Regions from separate parts of the Homo sapiens genome. Here region 2 is linked to region 1. The links are chromatin loops, found by intact Hi-C in ENCODE. Cell type or tissue: PC-9. All regions are shown on one strand. Links, peaks and the distances in the headings refer to the core of each region. The heading gives the core; the rest is flanking DNA.

Region 1 (12,097 bases), core at 2,712-10,711:
TAACTGAAAGTGCTTCGAACTCCTTAGGGGGAAAGCAGGAGCTATGGCCAAGTCAGTGGTTGTCTATCAAAGCTTTCATTGCCAGAAAACAACACATTCTTATGATTCACAAGGTATTATCTTAGACAATTTTAATGTTAAGAAAACAATTTTCATTTTAAAAACAAAAAAAGTAAATAAATAAAAAAGGAGACTCACCAGTCTACCATTTGCTGAGATGATTGGCAGCTATTTCTAGCTTTCTTTGCTAAAATTGAATTTCTTCTTTATGCTCCAAACTGATAAATGGTTCAATAACAGGTTTAAGATGGGTTATGAGGAAAGGAGATGCAAGAAGGTTGAACTGGTACAGACTGAATAAGAAATTCATCTCTTTGCCCCCACCACATTCCAGCTGAAGCTCATTTTATTGTCGCCTAAGCTCTGTCTAAATTGTTCAATTTATGTGACAAAGTCTTGATGGTATCTCTTTAAGGCTGTCAGAGGAGCCAATGCAATGTCAATTCAGAAGTGAAGTCATCGTTACAAAAGTGCCTTTAGTGGAAAATGACAATGTGGGAAGTCTTACCTGTTCCCTTGCAATTATTTTCGTATTCAATTTGCAAGATAAAGGATGAGTGCCGCTCCACCCACCCCTATACCTTTGCCATCAGACTATGTTCTTTCTATTTATTTCTCAGGGTTGGCCTTAAATCACTAGACAGAGTCCTTGAATGTTAGTTCTGGGGAGATTTGGGATATTTTTTAGCCTAGCTACAGTTAGAGGATCTGAGAATCCAAAAAATAGAATTGTTCACAATGAATATTTTTATTAATCAGGCATTTAAAGAAAAACAAAACATGCTTTGCTGTTATAAGACTGAAAAGGATCTGAATCAAAAAGAAAAAGTCTGGGGGTGGGGTGAATCAGGATAGGGGGTGGGCATACTGCCCCATGGATTGAAGAATAAACACCGTGTCTTCCCTGCTCCTCTGGGAGGCAATTCCTAGTTGCGTTCTGCATAGTCCCAGGAGTCCCCAGTGAAACTGACCTCTTGATGCCCACAGCAGTAACCTGCGCATAAGCTCACCCATTACTGGGTTTCCCTTCTCCTACTCCTTTCCCTACTCCTTCACAATGCTTCCTAAGATCATCTCCCAGATAAACTACTTGCACCCAATTCCTGGTCTCAAGGTCTGCTTTTGATAACGGGGAAGTTTATACATCAAAAAGGCATTGCCCTTAATGGAGAGGTTCTCAATTAGGGGTGATTCTGCCCTCCGGAGGACACTTGGCAAAATCTGGAAATGTTTTTCTTGTCACAGTTGGGGTAGGGAGTGTTACTGGCATGTAATGGGAAGAGGCCACTGATGCTGCCAAATATCTGACAACGCACAGGACAGCCCTTCATAACAAAGAATTAGTAAGCCTGAAATGTCAGTAGTGTCTAGGATGGGAGATTCTGCCTTAGAGTACATGTTCTTCATGTCTCATACCATCAGCACAACTCATTACCCTAAAAATTGTATAAAGGTCAGCTTTTGAAGGATGAACTTCTAAAGAAAAGCCATCTAGACCATCTCATCTCTTCCTCTATTGTAATAATAGAAGAGTTATATTATAGGGTGTGGCAAAGGTGTGGTCCCTGAAGCTACAAATATGAAAGTGTGGTGATATTGAAGGAGACAAGACTGGCATTCAGCTGGGGCAGCATGGATCATGATAGGCAACTTCAGGGATATCACAGGCAAAGCACTAGGTCAACCATGTTTGGAAAACAACTTCTTTTTTAACCACTGAAGTGCAGTTGAACATATACCTACTACATGCTGAAATTATTTTGGTATTAACTGTGCTATATTTAACTAAACTTACCTAAACTCTTAAGATAGTGTTAAATGTACCTAAACAGATTGCAGACATTCTAGGTAAACATAAATAAGTGTAGCTCATTTTACAGATGAAGAAATTGAGGCTCAGATTAAGAAAGCTGCTCTTTGTCACACAGCTAGCAGGTGCCAAATCCGGGCTGGAACACAGATATGTGAACTCCCACCTTGTTTACTCCTTCACCCAGGGGCAGAGAGGAGCATATGGGAGAGCTAGTGTTTTATTGCTGGGTGGATTATATAAGTCCAGCAGATGGCTAACACTGAAGCCAGCAGTTTCTCAAAATTCCCAAATCCTAAGAAGTGTCAGTCTCATTGTGGTGAACTGTGGCCATCTTCTCCTGTATCTTAAAAGGGTAACTATAACAACACAACACACACACACACACACACACACACACACACACACACACACACACACACACCATATTCCTTATCCTGGAAAACAATACAGAAAATTCAGCTTTAAAAAACTTTTAAATTACAGGTAAAGATAAAGATTGAAAAGTGAAATAAAGCTTATCCTGATGAATTCTGTCTCTGATTTCTTAAGAAGATGCCATAGGTATCTAAAGAAAACAGCCAATAGCAAAGAAGGGTGCTTTAACCGTAAAGTTTTACTCTGGGGAAGATCCCGGATATTAGCTCATCCACACGGACCTTAATTTTATAGGGAGGAAGGCAAGGCACAAAGAAGATAAGGAACACATGCAAACCCACTCAGCAGAGGCCAGAACATTCCCTGCCCATGACTGTAGAACTCGACTCTGGAGCCAATTTTCTAATATGGTTCTCATTTTTAAAATGCTGGTCTTCAAATATCGATACAGTTCTAAGCTACAGTGTTAATGTGCAATCCAAGAGGCACAAAAGAAGAGATGGAATGAAGCTCATTGCCTTACAGGAATTTCTGAGTTCTTTTCTTCTATAGTCATCTATAGCATGAATCTCCTTTACGGTTCCATGCAGAAAGAAATTCCTACCAAGTTCTAGATGACAAATTTGGGAGAGTAGTTAGCATTTATCAGAAATGAAATAAACATGTGGTATGTAACTATATAGTCTTTGGTTCTATAGGAGATTGGTGAGGGTGGCTGAATTTTTGCACTTCTATCACATTAATTAGAAAATCAATGCAAAGTAACTTTTTTTTCTTAGATCATTGATTTTTTTTCCGTCAAATTTGGGGAAAATGACAAGAAAATTTATGTGTTGGGCTTTTGTTTAATTTTGTGTTCTAACTAGACTACATAGCCATTGAGTGCTAGAAACAGATCACGTTTGCCTTCCTATCTCTAGTGCTTAGCACAAGGCTTGGCACTTAGTAAGTACTCCACATATTTGTGTTGAATGAATGAATAAATGAATGTCAATGATTGCTTTAGAAGGCATTCTGCCTTGATAGGAATTATTAATAAATGCAAGTCCATTTATTTTTCAGAAGTGTGTTTGAATTTTCCAGTCCTTTTATTTCTTGCAACCCTGGTCAGTCTTAGAACATCCATTTTTTTACATTAATAATTCAAAGAAGGAATTCCTGAAACAGAAGTCTGAATACGAATGCAAGTCATCATCTCAAAAATCATTCTTCCCTTCTCAAAGAAATTCATCTTTAGCTATGAAATAAACACAGAAAGCAGGAGTTATAAAGCTTGAGTGTTCTTTCCCTATTTCTGTTTATTTTTTAGTATTCTTCACTGGGTTCATTTTAAGTGCCAGTGGCAGTGTAGAGATGTGGTCATGAGCAGGGACTTTGGAACCAGAAAGACATAAAGTCAGGTCCCAGACCTGCTACTTTCCAGCCACATGACCTTGGGCAAGTTATTTCATCCCTCTGTGCCTCAATATCCACATCTATGTGGTGGCACCTATCTCATAAGGCTATTAGAAAGACTAAATGAGATACATACAAAGGTGCCTGGTATATACTGGATGCCCACTGAATGTTCGAAAGATAAATAAATAACTCTCCACCCTCTTATGATTACCCTACTTTTCTATATTAAGAGTGCATTCAAGACCTTGATTATGTCTGTTTCAGTTGTCTATTATGTCGTTAAGAAGCCACTCCAAAACTTAGTGGCTCAAAACAGTAAGAACCCGTCATTTCTTATGATAGTGAATTGTGACTGGGTAGTTTCTCTGCTGGTCTTACCTGGGCTCACTATGGAAGGTTAGCTAGGCTCTGGACGTCTCTCTCTGTGTGGTCTTTCATCTGGCCTTCATCATCATATAGTGGCCACAGGGCAGGGTTCCAAATGAGAACAGGCAGAAGCTGCACAAACTCTTGAAGTCTGGGCTCTAGAATCTGCACAATATAACTTCCACCACATTCTATTGGTCAAAGCAAGTCACAGGGCCAGCTCAGTTTGAAGAGAGTATAGACTCCACCTTTGGATGGAGGAGCAGCAAAGTCACATTGCAAAGGTCTATGCATACCGCTATGGGATACTTTGTGTCCATGACATAATCCACCACAATTCCCTCACCTCGCCTCATGCACACCTTCTTGGACTGTGCTTTCCCAATCTTCCACTTTCACTTCACAAATCTTTCAGTCGTTGCATAAAGTAAAAATAATGTTGTCACACAGCCAATGACTGCTGGAGAATCATGCAATAAGTCAGCGAACAAAGAGCTTGTGTCCAATGTAAGGTAGACACTCAAATCTAGGGACAGATTCAGAAAGAGCCATTTTCCAAAAAAGAAGCTAACAAGAACCCGCATGTCATGATCTTTTGTCCCTGAAGTAATTAATCCAAATGTAGGGCTTTGGAGTTGTTTTACTTATGGTTATCTCAATCCTACAGCCAGATTTCCTCAATCCTGGCATGTGGCAGCCATGGGGATGAGCCACTCACATTTCCCTCAAGAGAGAACCTGTTGGGATGATGACTGTTAGCTGATGGCCTTCATCTGCCACACCCCTGGAAATCACTTGTGTCCTCTTGGTGGCCACAGTGTCTTCAGGCTGCCCCAGGCAATGATTGAGCATGGTGAAGATACCAGGTTTGGGACACTTCTGTTCTAGGGCTCTGCATTGGCCTGACTGAGATTTTCTCACAGCTGCACTCTTCATGTCTTAAATAAGAAATGCTTTCCTTCCCCCAAGGTCCAAAAATATTGATCTATACTTTCTCTTCATAATTTTAAAGTTTTGCTTTGATTATTAAAGACTTTCATTTGTCTGGAGCAATTCCAGGGTATGGTGTGAGGTAGGAGTCCAGTTTCACTTCTATCCATATGGATGAGCACATTTTTAGCTCCACTTAACATACAGTCCCTCCTCTCCCAACTGCCAAGCCGCCTCTACCATCTATCAGAGTTCCATGTATACATAGGTCTGTTTGGGAACACTGCCTTATGCTCCATTGGTCACTTTCTCTACTGCTGTGCCAGTTCAGCACTGTCTTCCTTCCAGTAGCTTCATAATAACTTGGGTTATCCATAAGGTAAGCCTCTCCCCAGTCTTCTTCAGAAATGCTTTCACTCTGTCCCCTCACTCTTCCAGACACATTTTAGAGTCAGCTTCTAGTTCTATGAAAAATCCTGTTGATGTTTTGCTTGGTATCATTGAATTTAGAGGTCAATTTGAGGAGATTTAGCTTTTTAAAATTTCTTTCATTCTGTTTTCCTTGCTCCTTTGACTAAATGCCTGGCTGCCTATATTGCTCTGCATCCAGATGTGGAGGAGCCAATGGCTCCTTATAAAGGTCTTCAATTACTAATTTCTGTTTTTCAGCCTTCTTCCTTACTCTGAATCAGTCCCAGAGATCAATTATCCTCTTTGCTACACCTTAGAGGTAATTTTTATTTTCTCATTGTATTAATCAGGGTTCTCTAGAGGGACAGAATTAATGGAATATATATGGAGTTTATTAAGTATTAACTCATATGATCACAAGGTCCCACAATAGGCCATCTGCAGGCTGAGGAGCAAGAAGAGTCAGTCCGAGTTCCAAAAAAAGAAGAACTTGGAGTCTGATGTTCGAGGGCAGGAAGCATCCAGCACAGGAGAAAGACGTAGGCTGAGAGGCTAGGCCGGTCTAACCTTTTCATGTTTTCCTGCCTGTTTTTTGCTGGCAGCTGATTAGATGGTGCCCATCCAGATTAAGGGTGGGTCTGCCTTCCCCAGCCCACTGACTCAAATGTTAATCTCCCCTTTCGCAACAACCTCACAGACACACCCAGGATTAATACTTTGCATCCTTCAATCCAATCAAGTTGACACTTGGTATTAACCATCATACTTGTTTATATCTTTAAAATTTTTCTATGATCAATAAGCATTATCATTGCAATAAAATGAACAAACAAAATGGTTATCTTGTTCCCTTAGTGCTAAATTCAAGTCCAGCAGTCAACTTTCTTAATAACTTCAACCCCAACAGGATCAGTGTATACCCAGCCAGTGCGCTCCCAGATCAATGGCAGACATTGGTAATCCAATCACACACATTTACCTCATGTACCATGTCATCAGAATCTTTCTCAACACAGCCACACAGACTGCCACTGCAAGTTGTGAGGAAAACATTTTTGCCATCCAGAACACAATGATCATTCACTCTTCCTCCTAGATCTATATTCTACAAATAATTCTAAAGGAGTCAGTTCAGGGTGCTGGAAAGAGCACTGCACATAGAACCAGATGCTCTAGTGTACAGGTCTGGCTCTGCCACACTCTAATAGAAGATTTTTTTCATGGGACAGACAGCCACTTCCCTCATCCTCAAGCTTCCTCTGCTGTGAAATCTGGAGGTCGACCTAAGGGCTCTATCTGCTGTAGCACCTGATGTGATTCTAAATTTCATTTTTTCCCCAGGCACTTAACGCAGGCAAGAAAACAAACAATGATAATAATGCCCCATATCAAGGGCCTCCTCTGTGTTAAGCATTGTGCTAAGCACTTTACCTGGATTATCATTCCATTTACTGCTCGTAATATTACATGATCGTACTGTTCTCCCCATTTTACAGATGAAAAAATTTAGAATTAGAGAAGGAAAGTACCTTGTCTGAGACCATCCAGCAAGTCAATGGATACAGATGTGAGCCGATATCTGACTATAGCAACTGCTGCCCATGCTCTGCCCACACCCCACATCTTTCCACTGCCTTCTGTTGCAAGCATCTGCCACGCTCCACTTGAGGGCTTTCTCTCACCCCAGTGAGGCAGGCCATTAGTCTCAGAAGCAGAGGAAGTTAATGCCCCTGGAAACAGCTCTCATATAATGACAGATGAGAGTTGGAGGATACATACCCCATCTCCCTTGCCTCTTGGTTGGGATGACTCTGAGGCTTATTTTTCCCCTTCCTTGTCTTGCTTCCTCTCTTCCCCTCCTTTGCTTCCTGGGACCATCTCTCCCCAAAATTTCTTGTACTCAGATTCTTCTTGCTGGGTATTTTTTCCTGGAACTTAAACCAAGACAACCTTGCACCATGCTAGGCTGCCATGAAAATTAGACAATAGTGTTCTAGAAAAATACATCAAAAAATTCGTTTTTCAGCTTCTACTGCATTCCCTTTGAGTTTGGAGCATAGAATCCAGTTATATCAGAGTCTGTATCCCTTGAGAGAGAAGAGTTAGGGACACTTGGGGTTTGTAGAGCTATAAAGGCCACGAGGCCTTAGAAAGTGGACCCCTGTGTTCTTGTTCTGCCTTCAGCCACTTCCCCACTCTGTGCTCACAGACAAGTATGGAAACTTGAATACCTACTTCTTCATTTGTAAACAGAAAGCTCTATGATTCTGACTCAGATTTTAGATCTTGAGCTCAAGATAATCCAGCACAGATTGGCTGATCTATAGTTAAGGCTGGAATGCATCACTTTATGCAGCTGACAACTTTGCATAATGGAAATAAAGACCCAGACACTGGCATGCAGGAAAAGGTGAAAACACAACGCTAAACAAGGAAATAAGATCGACAGAGATAAAGTGCTGGGCAGTCAGTCCTAGGTGAAAATGTTAATTGTAATGCAGCCTTTTGGAGAAAAATGGAATGTAAATCTCTCAAAATACAATGTGTCCAGAGCTAAATATGCAGCCATTATGATGATTTTCCAAGAACTGTCATATTCAATTGTAGCGCTGAGATGTTTCTTTTCAGCTACACAACGCTTTTACACAATTAATAATCTCTTTTTAGAATCAATATTATTTTTTAGTGGCAGAGGCATTACTGAATGCCATGTCCTCCAGCCCTGTCTTCGTGGTGGTTGTTTGTGGGACCAACTGTAATAATTCTTGTGATTTTATTCAAGGAATTTGGGAAGAGAAAAAGATTCCTCGTAGAGCTTGAAAACAAAGCAAAGAAATCATCCCATGTGACTTTCTCCCCTGAAGTTCTCTGTGACTCCCTGTCTGCCATCAAGCTTGGGCTTCGATGTTAATTTTTCCATCTGCTTTGGCTGCAGGTAATTTGGAGACACTGACGTCATCAGACCATCTGTTCAGTAAAACCACAGCGATGCTTTCCTCCTGAGTTGTTTATGCCTTGACAGCTACTTTGGGCTATTTTCAATATACTCAAAGCAGAGACTAAATTGTGGTCCAAACAGTCCCTTAGCATTGCATCTAAGTGTAAAAATTAAAGTTAATTATTTTTGTAATTGTAACAAAAAAATCAGATGCACACCGAGTTATGGAAACTACTGGTTAATCTCAAGACAAAGGAAAGCAGATAGTTTGCATCATGATTTTTTTCTTCCTGATGCCTTCTGACAGCCTCAGTTTGTCTAGTCTGACCATTCCAGTTATGCCTAGGGCCTGACACAGGATAGTGCCAAATAAATTTTGTAGGATGAATGACTGGTATTTCCTTTATCTAAGGCACTCTTGAATATAATCCATTTATATATATTCTTTCCAGTCAGCTGTCCTCCTGTGCCCAGGAAGAACTGGGAGTTAACTTTCACTTCCTCTTTAAGAGGAACTTGAGAGGGCTGCAGAGGAAATGGAGATTTCATCACTTCAAAATCTGTAGAGACCACATTACACGTTTTGGAGGGTCAGTACTGCCTCTAGAATAGAGTGGATTTTTTTTAAATTCCTACAATGTGAAACTGATAGCAAATATTAAACCAAAAGCAAAATGGATTTGGATTTTAATGCAAATCATGAAGACTGGATGTACTTCTTCAAATAAATCTTAACAGCAACAACATAATTTTAAATAAATAATTTTAATGTAAATCATGAAGACTAGATGTACTTCTTAAAATAAATCTTAAGAGAGACAACTTATAATTGACCTATATGAACATCATGTCTCAAGTGATTTTAAATTATAGTACTTTATGTGTGCTATGTTGCACAAGTATCCTGAGATCCCCTTGCATTGCCTGAATGCCAATTTTCATTTTCATATTTAAGAAAGAATATTCTTAAATTCATTTCTTATTTCTTGCTCCATTCTTATCCCTTCCTCCTTCTCTTCCTCACTACCTTCCCACACTAATTCATGCCTAAGTCTTGTTGAGTTTGCCTTCTAAAAATAGTTCTTGATTCCTCTCATTTTTATTTTCTTTCCTAGCATTATCTTAGATCAAGTTACATTCATCTCTCATCTGGAGGTCTCTGGTCTTTAAACATCCACTCTTGTCCTCTCTAATTTGTTTCCTACAAGTTACAATGTAAATTTGATCATACTATCCTCCTAAAGACCTTTAATGACATACCATTGTTTTTAGAGTGAAGATCACAATCCCTAATAAGCCCTCCAAGGCTGTGCAACATTGTCCCCTGACTGCATAGGGGACGTTTACATTCCTTCACATTGCTTCACATTCCTTCCTCCTCTGTACTTCAGATACTATGGAATTTTGTTTGCTTGTTTGTTTCTAGTCCTTCCAACAGGCCGGCTCCCTCTTGCCACAGGTCCTTCGCACATGATGTTTATTCTTCCTGGTCACTCTTCCCCTGGTTAAAGCCTACCTATTTTTCAGATCTCAATTCTTTTTAAGTTTCTCTTTAAAACTAATCTTCTAGACCAAGCCTGGTCCCTCTGCCTGCTTTCACCTTCTTTCTTGGTAACAGAAGCCCCAGTTTTTAACAGGGCACATGACTTAAAAGCCCCTATTACAGCTAAGTGTGGAGGTGTGACTAAACTACAGCCAAAGATTTGTAAGTGGAAGTGGTGTGTTCATTTTCCAGGACATGCCTTTCATTATACCTTTCTCCTTCCTCTGGCTGGAATACATGATGGCTGGAGACTAAGCCATTATCTTGGACCATGAAGTGGAAGCCACATGCTGGGGATAAGGAACAACAAGACAGAAGGAACCTGAGTCACTAACACTGTGGGACACAGTATCAACACTGGTCTACCTACAGTGACATGACAGAGAAGTAACCTTCTATCTTGTGTAACTCATCTTCATTTTAGTTTATTTCAACTTGTATCTGAATCTAATTCAAACTTATGCAGTGTGATTAATATGTCTCCCCCACCAAACCATAAGCTGGATGAGGGCAGGGACCATGTCTGGATGAACTTTATATTCCCACGACCCATCAGGAGGCCTTGTAGATACTCAAATAAATATTTGTAGAAAGGAAAAAAGGAAGGAAAGGAGAAAAGAAAAAATGCCTATACTTCCTAGAATTTAAGAAAATTTCAAGTGTATCTTTTATAGACAAAGTTGTAGTAAGATCTGCCAATCCAACCCACTGTCTCATTAGGCAAGGCTGAAAATTAATCTCCTGACACTCTGCAAAGCAGAGGGGGGAAGAAGGGAAGAGGAAGACTTGTACCTCATTCTAGTGGGATGAACAGCATATACAATAAACAGACACGTGAGCAGGGCAGTACAGTCAGCAGGGGCCAGGTCATGGGGGCCTTGTCAAGGACAAGGCAGATTTTACCCTGGTAGCAATGAAGGTATATCAAGGGGTTTTGTTTATTTTTTATGACATAACATATTTGAGAAATATTATAGTGGTTGCTGTGAGGAAGTTGGAGAGCAGGGAAGAGGTGCTGGAGACTATCCAATCAGTGTCAGGCTAAATAATGATGAAAATGAGTGCTTATGTTAATTGTTAGTACTGTTTATCAATGTCCAGACTCCTCTCCTTCAGGACATACAGCAGGATTGCACTTCTAGTCTTCCTTATGGTGTAGTGGTGCCATGTGATTAGTTCTAGGAAGTGAGTTGTAATCAGAAATGATGTCTGTCATCTCCAGGTTGAGAAATTCACTGCCAGAATGATCTCCTCCATAATGTTCTTGCCTTCTGCCTTGGCAACCGCCAATGTTCCTGACAGTGGATGCTCCATCTACCCGGGTCCCAGAATTAAGATGACACAGATCAGAGCTCCTAGCTAACACAAAGCAGACATGAGTGTGAGTGTAAGTCAATCTTTGTTCTTTGAAACCACTGAGATATTAGGGTTGCTTGTTACAGCATCACATATTAGCCTATTCTGACTGAGCAACGTCCACTTTTAGCAATGCTTTGAGCGTTGGCCACAAGATAAATCCACAAATGAGATAAAATAAAACATTTCAAGATTAATAAAACAGAATAGGATAAAGTTTTAAAATATTGTCCTCTCTGTTTTTGAAAATTAACAATTAAAATAACTTCATTTTCTTGACAAATCTTTGATGCCCACTTCTAGAAATGTTAGTAGAAACCCTGTTTGCCACCAAATTGATTAATTATTGAAGAGCAGTTCTAAAAATGGCATTGGTTAAAGCCATGCACTTCTTTCCATGTTCCATTGTGACTTTGAGTCTTCTGAATAACCTGACTCAAGTAATATGTATCAAGTACTCCTGAAATGCCAGTCAGTGTGTTGGATACAAACTCCTGAAATGCCAGTCAGTGTGTTGGATACAAACAAAAAAAAAACCACAAAGACCATGCCTTTCACGTGCTCATGGTCTGGAAGCAGAAATAAGCACATAAACAAAAAATTAGTTAATCCCTGTGACTCAGTTTTCTCATTATTAGATGAGGATAATTATAGTACCAGCCTCTTGAGTTGTTGTGAGGACTGAATGCAAAACAGAAACATATGATGTGCTTAATACATACTACACAAACAAACAAGTATGGAGTAATCAGGGCTATCATGAAGGAATTTGTAAAGTGTCACATGACTACCTGTAAGGGAGGAATTAATTACAGGATGGTGTGGGTAGCAAACCCTCCACATCCTACCAGTCTCATATCCCATCAGTCCAACTTAAGTTTCCCTAAAGCTGCAACGTGAATTTTCT
Region 2 (12,097 bases), core at 3,378-11,377, 200 kb after region 1:
TTATAGCAGAACCCCACCCTCTGCAGTACCAACTTACTGTATTAGTCCATTTTCATACTACTATAAAGAACTGCCTAAGACTGGGTAATTTATAAAGCAAAGAGGTCTAATTGACTCACAGTTTAGCATGGCTGGAGAGGCCTCAGGAAACTTACAATCATGGTGGCAGGTGAAGGGGAGGCAAGGCACCTTCTTCACAAGGCAGCAGGAAAAAGTGCCAAGTGAAGGTGGAATAATCCCTTATAAAACCATCAGATCTTATGAGAAGTCACTACCATGAGAATGTCATGGGGGAAACTGTCCCCTGTGATTCAATTACCTCCACCTGGTCTCTCCCTTGACATGCAGGGTTATGGGGATTACAACTCAAGATGAGATTTGGGTGAGGACACAAAGCCTAACCATATTAGACCCCATCTCTACAAAAAATACAAAAACAAAATTAACTGGACATGGTGGCATGCACCCATAGGTCCTATCTACTTGGGAGGCTGAGGTGGGAGGATCCCTTGAGCCCAGGAATTTGAGACTATAGTGAGCTATGACAACATCACTGTACTCCAGCCCAGGTGACAGAACAAGACCCATCTCTTTAAAACAAAACAAAATAAAACTTGTTGACTGACTAGATATGGGAAATAACAAAAAAAGTTTCCCTCAACTTCCTTCCTTTTTTTTAAAAAAAGTATGTATATTATCTCTGTGTCTGGTCTTTCTTTATTCCATGATTTTCCTTTGACTGTATTCTCTTCTTTAGTCCTTTCACTTCCTCGTACTTGCTCATGCTGGCTGAAATGCTAGCTGCAGGTACACAAAGTTTTTGCCAAAAAAGTTTTGAAATTGTGGACTTTTTTTTAGTCAATTCCACATAAAACACAGGAAAAAAATCCTTCATGGGAAAAAACAAACATTTCAGCTTCTCCTTTTTATGGTGATCAGAGATTAATTTAGTTTAGTTTCGCATTAATCAAGTTGTTGTCAGAACCTTTCCTGCTAATCTGTAAATGCTGGGCTTTTCAATGTTGTATTTACTCACGTGATGTCTCACTTCTTTTCTCTACAGATATTCTCAATCTAAATTAAGGGAATCAGGGCAAGAAGAGAAATTTAACAGTTGTTAGACCACAACAAAATGTTGCCCTCAGCAAAGTGCTTTGAGATTGTCACATTGCCTAAAAAATGCAATATTTAGGAAAGTTTTTTAGAAATCACACCAAACAGTTCTCCTTTTCTTTGGCAATTCCTTGAGCTCCTTAAAAAAATGTTTGAAAGTACAGAGCTAACTGACTTGAGTAACAGCTCTCATCTGATTTTTTAGGAAGAGGTCCAGTGAAGTTGATGGGTTCAAAGACATTGAAAGGTTCAGTGGTTGATGTTTACACCAGAAATTTCCCTCCCTCTCTGATTCATGGCTTAAATCACTCCAGTTTAGGGAAAGAAATTCTTGGAAATTGATGTAACTCTCGTTCATTACACTGGACTGGAACACTTCAAAGAGGCACCAATACCACTGCACCTTTTCCTGAGGGACTGAGGAGGAAAATAAAGAGGGAAGCTGGCCGGCCGTGGTGGTTAACACCTGTAATCCCGGCATTTTGGGAGGCCAAAGTGGGTGGATCCCCTGAGGTCAGGGGTTCGAGACCAGCCTAACCAATATGGTGAAAACCCGTCTCTCCTACTAAAATTACAAAAATTAGCTGCACATGGTGACATGCACCTGTAGTCCCAGCTACTCGGGAGGCTGAGGCAGGAGAATCACTTGAATCCAGGAGGCAGAGGTTACAGTGAGCTGAGATCACGCCACTGCACACCAGCCTGGGCGACAAAGCCAGACTCCGTCTCAAAAAAAAAAAAAAAAGAGGGAAGCCAGATTCCCACAAAACAATATGAAAAAGACAAGCAACTCAAAGGGAAATTGGCCAGAGACTATAAACAGGTCATTCAATGATGAGGAACCTGAACAGTCAACAAACAGTAGAAAAAAATTTAACTCCATGAGCAATCAGGGAAATGCAAAGTAAAATGAAAACGAGATGCCATTTCTTGACCATCAGGTAGGCAAATTAAAGAGTGGTGATATCAATATTGGAAAGTGAATAGATAAATGAAGACTAACTCACTGATGGTGGAGTGTAAATGGGTATACATTGGCACAACACTTTAAAGGGCAATTTTGTGATATCTATTAAAATTTGAAATGTGCATATCTATGAACTGGCAGATATACTTCTTGGTGTTCACCCCAGAAAAAAAAATACTCATGTGTCTCCAATGAGACAGTTTCATTGTATATTATTTATAACCATGACAAAGTACAAAAGACCTAAACATCAATTGACCAGGGAATGGCTAATAACTGTGGCGTATCCATATTATGTAAAATTATGCCAAAGTTAAAAGGAATTAGGTAGATCTATATGCTGACATTAGAAATTTCTGAGTAACTGGGTGTGATGGTACACCCCATTAGTCCCAGCTACTCAGAGGCTGAGGTGGGAGGATCACTTGAACCCAGAGGTTCCAGGCCAGCCTGGGCAACATAGCAAGACTCCATTTCTAAAAAAGAAAAAAAATATATCTACCTAGTAATGTAGATATTTCTGAGTCATATTGTTGGAGAAAAAAAATCAAGTTACATACATTTTAACAGCATTTTTGTTCAAGAACATATACCCCAAAATAATATATATTCCCTCTATATACCCTTTAAGTATAAATATATAGTGTAAGCATATATTTTCTATAAGTTATATATAACATTTTTATATGAATATAATTTCTCTATTACAAGTATAATAAAAATACCACATATTTTATGTATCAATATGTTCTATAAGTTCAAATAGCAAATGTTCTATGTAAGTGTTAAAAGAAAACACCTAGAAAAACATCTGAAAGGATTTACACCAAACTACCAATCTCTGGGGATGGATCTGGGATGTAGAGCTGGTGGTCAAAAGGTAACTTAAGCCTACCTTAATGTTTTTAATTTTTTAAAGAAAGGGACACATATTATGTATTACCATATTGTCAAAAAAGGATAGGAAACAAAAAATTAACATAGAAAGAATAAAACTATGGAAATGGAGGTGAGAGTGATTAGGGATGAGGAAAGGAAAAAGAGTGAGTTCTACCAGCTTTTTCTCTCTGCTTCTTCCACAAGTGTTCAACAGCTTCTACCTCTCTGATTTGCAAGGGTTCGCTCAGCAGTGATGCCTCTTGATGCAGAAAAAGCAGTTTCAAAGCAACTGGGAGAAGTATGTGTGTGAGTAGGGAGTCAGTGGTGTAGAGATAAGATTGATTCCAACATTTGAAAAAAGTACTGAAAGATTTGTTAACAAGCAAAATTCAGAAGGAAATGTGGAAATTTTATTTTTGTTAAGCAGATAGGCTCCTCAAGGGCCAATTGTTTTGGAGCAATTCATTAGTGTAGGTTGGTGTCTTATCTGTTCAGGCTGCTATAATAAAAGCAATATTCCACAAAACACTAGTACACGAACATGATTCATCCAAGTTCGTTGCTACTTTATAACAAGGATTGCCTTTCCTCTAGTTTCCAATAACATGTCCCTCACATCACAATGGCTTTTACTGTCCATATTTCTACCAAGTCTGTTCACAACTACTTAGGCACTCTCTAAGAAGAGTCAAGCTTTCTCTACAGCTCTCCTTTTCTCCTTCCAAGCCCCCATCAAAACCAGCCCTTTATGGCCTGGTCTGTTCATAGCAATGTAGGATTTTTCTATGATACATGTCAAAACTCTTCCAGCCTCTACCCATTACCCAGTTCCAAAGCTGATTCCATAGTTTTAGGCATTTATTATAGCAGCACCCGTCTCCCGGTACCACCTTTCTTAATCTGTTCAGGGTCTTACAATAAAAATATCTTAAACTGGGTGGCTTATAAACAACAGAAATTTGTATCTCACAGTTCTGGAGACCGGCAAGTCCAAGATCAGGGTGTCAGCATGGTGAGGTTCTGGTGAGGACCCTTTTCTGGGGTGCAGGCTGCCAACTTCTTGCTGTATTCTTACATGGTAGAAGGAGTGACTAAGCTCCCTCAGTCCTCTTTTATAAGGGCATCAATCCCATTCATGAAAGCTCTGCCCTCATGACCTAATCATCTCCCAAAGGCTCCACTTCCTAATACCATCACCTCAGGGACTAGGGTTTCAACATATGAATAGGTGAGGAGGGCAAACATTCAGACCATAGTGTTATTTGGGGTTTTGCTTCTTTGTTTAGCTACTCTCATGGGAACAAGAGATTTAATACATAACTTTGTCCCATTATATTAGCCCTTTCTTCCTCCATGTAGTTTGCTAATATAGCATAATGGTTGAGAACTCAGACTTTAAAGTCTGACTGGGTTTAAATTCAGCTCTGATACTTACCAACTATCATCTCAGGCAAGTTATACAACCTCTGTGCACCTCTGCTTCCTTCTCTGTAAAATTGGGATAATAATAGCACCTACTATTGTTAGGAGGATTAGATGAACTACTAGTAGAAGTAAGATAATTAGAATAATGCCTGGTACATAGTATGTACCGTATTAGTATCAGTGCCTAGTGTCAATATTATTACTTTTAACAAGTCAATCATTTTTCAGTTAAATATTTAGGCAAGTATCATGAGGCCATCGTGAAGATTATGTCAGTTTGCTTCAGACCAACCCCAAAATTCAGACGACCTGCTTAGGAGATTTAAGTTTTGAGTGAATAAACTATTATTGCAGGTACCAGGGTTAAAGGTGAATAAGCAGGGCTTAAGCAACATTGCTCAGTTGATAGATGTCTCTGCAAGTATTCACAAGTGTACATGAGATGTGTGTTGCTATGCTGGACCACATGAATGCAGGCCCAATAAAAGACAAGGCACCATACCTTGAGATTTAAATGGAATTGGTTTAAACATCTGCTTACATGCAATGGAAATAGCACATATTTCTTTCTATCTTGCTGGGAATACTGAGCTTATGATTTTTGCTTTTCCAGGTCACTTTTGGCTGTAAGCTACTGTTCCTGCTGAATTATTTCATCTGTGGGTCATCTTGCTGTAGATCAGCATGCTATCCCTGTCCCATGTTGCAATGGAGAGTGTCCTTGAGACTCCTCGCAAAACACCACTGACATAAGGCATTTGTGTGTGTACTGGAAGCTTACTAAAGGTTGGACACAATAGCAGGACATTGCTACATAATCACAGCAAAGAGTCATAAATCTTTTAGCTGTTAACCTTCTTTTTAAAAGCAGTTTGGCTGACCTCACTCATCACCTAATGTAGTCCAGAAGCTTTGTTGTAAGCAATAGTCACAGAAGTTTTGGCTGGTTTAAGCAGGAAAAGAACTTATTAAAATTTATTGGGTAACTAGCTCACAGAATCTCAAAATGAACCAAAGGGTCAGGTTGTCTCCAGGAATGACACACGAAATCATGCTGCAGAACTTGTCCAGTGAAGAAACCTCAGCTGGCACTGAGTACACCATGGTTTGCACAACTGACAGTAGCAGTCATTGCAGCTCTAACCTATACCATGGCTGCTGCTGCTGTTGATACTCTTCTCCAGAAAGTATTCTCTGCAGTCCCTTCATTATGGCATCATTAGTCCCCTATTCAAAATTTAGGATGGCTGCATCTCATTGATGTTGTGTAGGTCACCTGCCCAAGCTGTTAGCTGCAAGAAAGGCTGAGAAAGTAGACTCTTAATTTGTAAGGTGAAGGATTCTCAAATCCAGGGAGGTAAGTTGTTTATGACAAGTGCTCTCTATGGCAATGTTTCTTCACCTTCAGTGTGCACATGAGCCATTTGGAGATCTTGTTAAAATGCAGATTCTGATTCAGTAGGTTTAGGGTGGGGCCTGAGATTCTACAGCACTCACGTGATGTGAAGCTGCTGATCTGAGGATCACACTTTGAGTAGCAAGGCTCTATAGCACCGATTTTCAAATATGGCTGCATACTGGAGTAACTAGAGAAACATTTATATATATATATATATATATATATATACACACACACACACACACACACTGACTTATGAGCCTTGCCCTCAGCTGATTTAATTGGTTTGGGGCGAGGCATGGGCATATAAATTTTTTAAAGTTCCCCACATGATTCTAATGTACTCAGATACCTTTCACTGCAGGCTCCAACTTTTTGTCACTTTGCAAGGTTATTTTTTATTTTTTTGAGACAGAGTCTCACTGTGTCACCCAGGCTGGAATGCAGTGGGGTGATCTTGGCTCACTACAACCTCCACCTCCCACGCTCAAATGATCCTCCCACCTCAGCCTCCTGAGAAGCAGGGACCACAGGTGCACACTGCCACACCCAGCTAATTTTTTGTATTTTTGGTAGAGACGGGGTTTCACCACATTGCCCAGACTGGTCTCAAACTCCTGAACTCAAGTGATCCATCGGCCTCAGCCTCCCAAAGTGTGGGGATTACAAGCATGAGCTAACATGCTGACCTGCAAGGTTACTTCTTTTCTCCAGCTTCTAGGACCTCCAATTTCCCTGTCTTGCTTGGTTTCTCCCCTTGTAATATGATTACTCTCATTTATTAGGCAGAACAATTTGAAACTCTACTCTTTAGTCCCTTGGGCCTAAGTTTGCATATCTAAAGCTCTATAGAGTTCTGCTAATCCAGTGTTTCCCAAAACTATGTTACTCGCTGCCCTGGGAGTATGTGGTATGAAGTGATGCATAAACAAACATTGTTTTAAATTCTAATCATTCTGTATTTATTTTAATGTCATTGTTAAAAAAATGTAGCTAAAACAGTAAGTCTGATCTTGCAAATATTGTTGTTTAGGACAAGAAGTTAATTTTTAAAACAGGTAAATAATAATAGAGACTCAGGACAGATATAACAAAAATCTTGAAAATGATTTGCAGAAGTGAAGTTCAAGTGCCTATACAAACATAGCCTTCTTTCCAAAGCCGTAGGCTTTAGGAGCACAGAAGAACTGGCAGAGGTGTTCAAAGACACCAGCGTTTTTTTCTTCTCCCCCCATATAGGAAGCAATATAGAGATTTATTTCTGAACTGATACGAATTATGCCACTAATCTTAACACATTGAAATGGATACAGTCAGTTTTGATCTTAGATAAAATTCTTTCTATTAAGCGATTTCAAGAAAACAGCACCAACCTTTGAAAAATTCATGATCTAAAGAAAAGTAAATTATAAGAATAACTTATGAAATATAAAATACAAATAATGTTTAATCCCTTAACCAGCTAATCTTTAACAAGAAAACGGGTGAAACTGTTCAGAATTATTAAGAGCTAATACACAAATCCAGAAAGTCTTAAAACTCCTAAGCAGGAGAAATTTTTTAAAACTCCACATCTACTTACATCATTGTGAAAATTCAGAACACCAAAGAAAAATTGGTCTTAAACATCAAAAAGACTGACAGCAGATTTCTCAGTAGCAATAGAAAATAGAAGATAACAGAGTAATATGCTCAATATTCTGAGGGGGGAAAAAATACTTGTAAACCTAAAATTATATATTCAGTAGAATTATCATGAAACAGCAGGGAAAAATCAAAATATTTCAGGTGGAAAAAAACGCAAGGGTTTACCACATCACACTCTCATTCAAGGAAATTCTAAAGAATTTGCTACAGGCACAAGGAAAATGATTCAGAAGGAAGATCTGAGATATGCAAAGAAATGGTAAGCAAAATGTTGTTACATATGTGGGTGTGTCTAAAAAACGACGTCTAATTTATATGATGAAACCAGGATAGAACTAAAATAGTGAATAACTTATAAACTGAGAGAGGGGAGGGTGTGTAGAGCTAAGACATCCTAAAGGCCTTTGCATTATTCAAGAAGAAAGTAAAGCTATTTATTAGCTTTATATTTTAAGTTTACATTTTAAAATAGTAATACAAATCACTTAAAAATACGGAGTGCATTGGCTCACGCCTGTAATCCCGGCACTTTGGGTGGCTGAGGCGGGCGGATCACGAGGTCAGGAGATTGAGACCATCCTAGCTAACACGGTGAAACCCCATCTCTACTAAAAATACAAAAACAAAATTAGCCGGGCTTGGTGGCAGGCGCCTATAGTCCCAGCTACTCGGGAGACTGAGGCAGGAGAATGGCATGAACCCAGGAGGCGGGGCTTGCAGTGAGCCGAGATTGCGCCACTGCACTCCAGCCTGGGCAACAGAGCGAGACTCTGTCTCAAAATATATATATATATATAATTAATATAATATAATTAATATAATATAATTAATAATTAATATAATATAATTAATAATTAATAATTAATATAATACATATACACACACATAGAGAGAGAGAGAGAGAGAGCCAGAGCGTGAGCATTACTCCAAATAAGTTGAGGAAAAAAACTGAGAAAAAGAAAAAAAAACCACGTATACACAATGCAAAAGAAGCTGCTTCTGTTAGTTTTTGACATTTTAACTTTCTTTTTCGTATGCCATTCTTATTCAAGGTAAGTAGTATTGTATAATTTTTTATTGTGAGCTTTTCATTAAAGGGTCATTTTCTTATGAGAATCACTTTCAGCCTAGGTTGCAGAAGCATTCATTCAAGTCGGTTTTATGTTTGCTTCTGCCAGGCATTCTAGATGCCCCATGTCTAGGATCTCTTAAGGCAGGAGAGAGGGTGATGGTGTAGGAGGATCCATTTCTTGGCTTGGGGATTCCAATAATATATTATAGATTTAAACTCCAAACGTTGATGAAATGCAGGTCTAGGGTTTTGAAATTTAATCAGAGTTAAATACATATTTTCTTCATCCAGAGATGGGACAAGCCTCCTCATCTGCTCGCCATGGGTGTTTCACATTTTCCCTACTCCATCCTTTTCCTAAGGATTTTAGGGACAATGGCGTTTTGCAGAGTACTCAGTTCCAGCTCCCACCCTGAGCCCTTACCTCCTACCACTAAACATCCAGATCTCAAGTTACAGAGAGTAACAACACTTTGCCCACACCTAGGATGACCAATCCTTCTGGTTTCCTTAGGGACGTAGGAATTTCTCAGTGCTAAAATCATGTAAGTCCTGGGCAAACTAGTATGACTGGCTGCCCTACAGCCCAGCCCCCATATCCCGGGCAGGAGAAGAATCAGTTGAATAAGTCATTGCTCTGGTTTTCAGTTTATTTTTGGTACTTGGAATTTCCCTTCTTTTCTTATGGGTTTAGCTGCATATTGAAAATAAAACGTTTTATTTTAATCCCGCATTACTAGGTGTTAGTAATGAGATACTGCTCACGTTATAGAAGTCCACCGTTTTGCCAGCTCAAAAAGTAACATTTTAATGCTTTCCGTCAGTACAGAAGTGAAGTTTGTGGATAAAGGTCATAGCTACTTAGCCCTGTGTGTATAGCTAAGGTGCTGCAGTGGTTCCCGAAGTTACGTGATGGGCTCCACCAACTGGCCCACAGCTTGCTCCTGCTCTACGCCCGTATTCTGACCTTAAGAATGTTCTAGAATTCTCTAGGCAGGCCTAGCGCCTTCCTGTAAGGCCTGGAAGGTGAATTCTCCCATTAAAATGTAAGATCCCTGAGCAAACACATGTTCTGTTATTCTGTTCACTCCTGCATCTGCTGTACCTGGTAATCACAGGCACTCAGTAACTATTTCTTGAAAGAACAAACATCCTGAATGTCAAACTGGCATTTCCTCCCATCCAACCCCTTCTATCTCAAACTTGACAGAAAGGAGTGCAAGTTTCTGGCCTGTTGATGTCTCCTTCTGTTTTCCACAGACTTGCTTCGATTTATTTCTGTAGGCATTTAAAAAAGATTTTGGGGTGAGTGTGAAGCTAAAAGTGATGGCGCTAACCCTGTGCCTTAGAGAAGCCATTTGGAAACTGCAGCCTAGACACATTAGATTATCATTTTTGTAAACTATACCATACATTTCAGTATGCATACTTATTTTAGGGGTGTTTTGGGGGTGATGTGTGTGTCTGTGGGTCTATGTGAGCGCGGCGCCTTCCTGGGACTGAGGCACCGGACCTGCGCACACGCGCTGCGTACCCTACGCCCCCGCCGCGTGGGCGCCGTCGTCCCCCGCAGCCCCCCCACGCAGGGGGCGGGGCGCTGCCACCCATTGGCTGAGGCCGATACCACGCGCCCCGATACCCGGCGCAGGAGCCACCTCCCTGAGCCCCGCGGACCACGCCTCAGTCCGCCTGCGCTCCTCAGCCTGACGGTCCGCCTTTCGGGGCTCCTCAGCCTTGTCACCCGCTCTTGGTTTTCCTTTTCTCTTCATCTTTGGCTCCTTTGACCACTCGAAGCCGCGCAGCGGGTTCCAGCGGACCTCACAGCAGCCCCAGAAGTGGTGCGCCAAGCACAGCCTCTGCTCCTCCTGGAGCCGGTCGGGAACTGCTGCCTGCCGCCATCATGGTGAGTTGAGGGAGAGGCCCGAGGGGCAAGGCTGGCGGAGTCTTCACTCGTGGGTGAAACTCGGCTCTGCAGGGTCGGAAAGTGAAGTCATCCTCGGCTTTCCTGTTTGGGGGGCACCTGCCTGGACGCACCACAGCCATGGCCCACAGAGTTGGGAGAGGCGGCCTGGCAGTGGCGCGGCCTACACAGAGAGGCAGGCGCGGGACGCCAAGGGCGGCAAGGTGGGGGTGGGCCCCGAGGACGCGCTGCCTCGCCGGCCACGTGCAAGGGCCACGGCCTTCTTGAGGCACCCATTTCCCGGTTCGGGTTCTCTACTGGCAGAGGTTTGGGGTGCGGGTTCCCCACCCCCGACTGCCCCACCCCGCCCCCACTCCCACGCGCTCCCCCACTCACGCGCCTCCGCCCCTCCCCCACTCCCACGCGCCTCCGCCCCGCCAGCCTCATTTCTGGCGCGCTCTCCCCGTGGCTCCGCAAGATGGCGGCGGGCCTGCTGAGGGACTTGCCTTCTTAAACTTCGAGGGCCGGAGCTTCCTTAGGAAGTGGTTCCCTCCTGGTCCCTGTACTTGGTGGGGTGGGCGGGGTTCGTGGGGGCCTCAGCGTGGGGTGTGGGGCGTCCTGAAGGCATGGCCCTGTAGCTGAGGGGGCTGGGCCGGAAGTGCCTCTGGTCCCCTCGCGCCTGTCAGCTGCGGGGGACTTGCTGATGGCGGCTCCCTCGTGTGGCGGCGACAGAAAAGCTCGCCTGACGCCATCTTTGCCGCACGAGGTTGGTTTCAGCAGTTACCATTAAGAATTTTAGAATTTTTAAATTCTGGGTACGGTTTTTTCCCTCTCGATAAACCAGGATCCTTTGACAAAATGTCCATTTGGTAGATAGCGTTGGGTGTGCGTTTTTGTGAGTTTGGTAAATGCCTAGCGTTGCTTCAGCGCCACCACAAGATGCAGCTCTGAACACGCAGACCAACCACTGAGTCACGAACGCGCGTATTACATGCTGTGTGTGTGTCTGCATTGATAATTCTCAGTCTCTTCAGGGAGGAAATTTATACACAGTTTATATTACCATGTATAAACATTAAAATAAAAATAAACACCTATTATGTGTAATTGTGCAACATATAGTTATCCATGCTAATAAAAAGTAATCACCTTGAGTTGTAAGTAATTATTTATTATAACACTTTTCATTTTTAGAGTTAAATCCGAATTGTTTCATTGGATTATTTTTCTGATTATAAAAGTATCATATTTACTCATTTGAAAACAATCGCTGTAAGAAAATAGCAATCCATCTTAATCCCAACACTTATAACCGTTAAATTTTGGTACATGTATGACCTTCTAGATTATTTTTATGCATGTATTGCATATAGATGGGCCAACTTTTACAAGAGTTACACCGTGCTGCATAATACTATTTTACAACTTGCATCTTTCAATTGATGTGGGCATTGTTCTGAAGATAATTTTAATTTTCAGTATATGTTAAAAATTATACCATTATTTTACCGAATTCGCTTATGATGAATACTTTTTCAATATTAAAACAATACTATCATGGGCTGGGCGCGGTGGCTCACGCCTGTAATCAATCTCTTTAGGAGGCTGAGGCGGGTGGATCACTTGAGGTCAGGAGTTCGAGACCAGCCTGGCTAATACGGCGAAACCCCATCGCTACTAAAAACAGAAAAATTT

The links. Peaks named below come from ENCODE experiments on the same cell type or tissue, not always from the same donor. Only the 100,000 strongest peaks of a DNase experiment are listed, where the experiment ranks them.
Region 2: a loop joins it to region 1, with 21 times the contacts of the local background. A loop is called at or near these places in 5 of 110 quality-filtered maps.

The regions. Positions count from the first base shown.
Region 1 is chr3:16,798,124-16,810,220 of GRCh38, reverse strand. No RefSeq gene overlaps it. Among named protein-coding and RNA genes, the nearest start is that of PLCL2UT, 80 kb to the right of the region's middle. In PC-9, for the core only: no CTCF peak of the experiment used is centred there; a DNase peak (open chromatin) is centred at 7,690.
Region 2 is chr3:16,603,511-16,615,607 of GRCh38, reverse strand. It overlaps DAZL (deleted in azoospermia like), which reads left to right and starts at 10,185. Exons shown (of 11, transcript NM_001351.4): 1 at 10,185-10,405. The coding sequence starts at 10,403. In PC-9, for the core only: no CTCF peak of the experiment used is centred there; DNase peaks (open chromatin) are centred at 5,287 and 9,037; H3K27ac peaks cover 1,336 bases.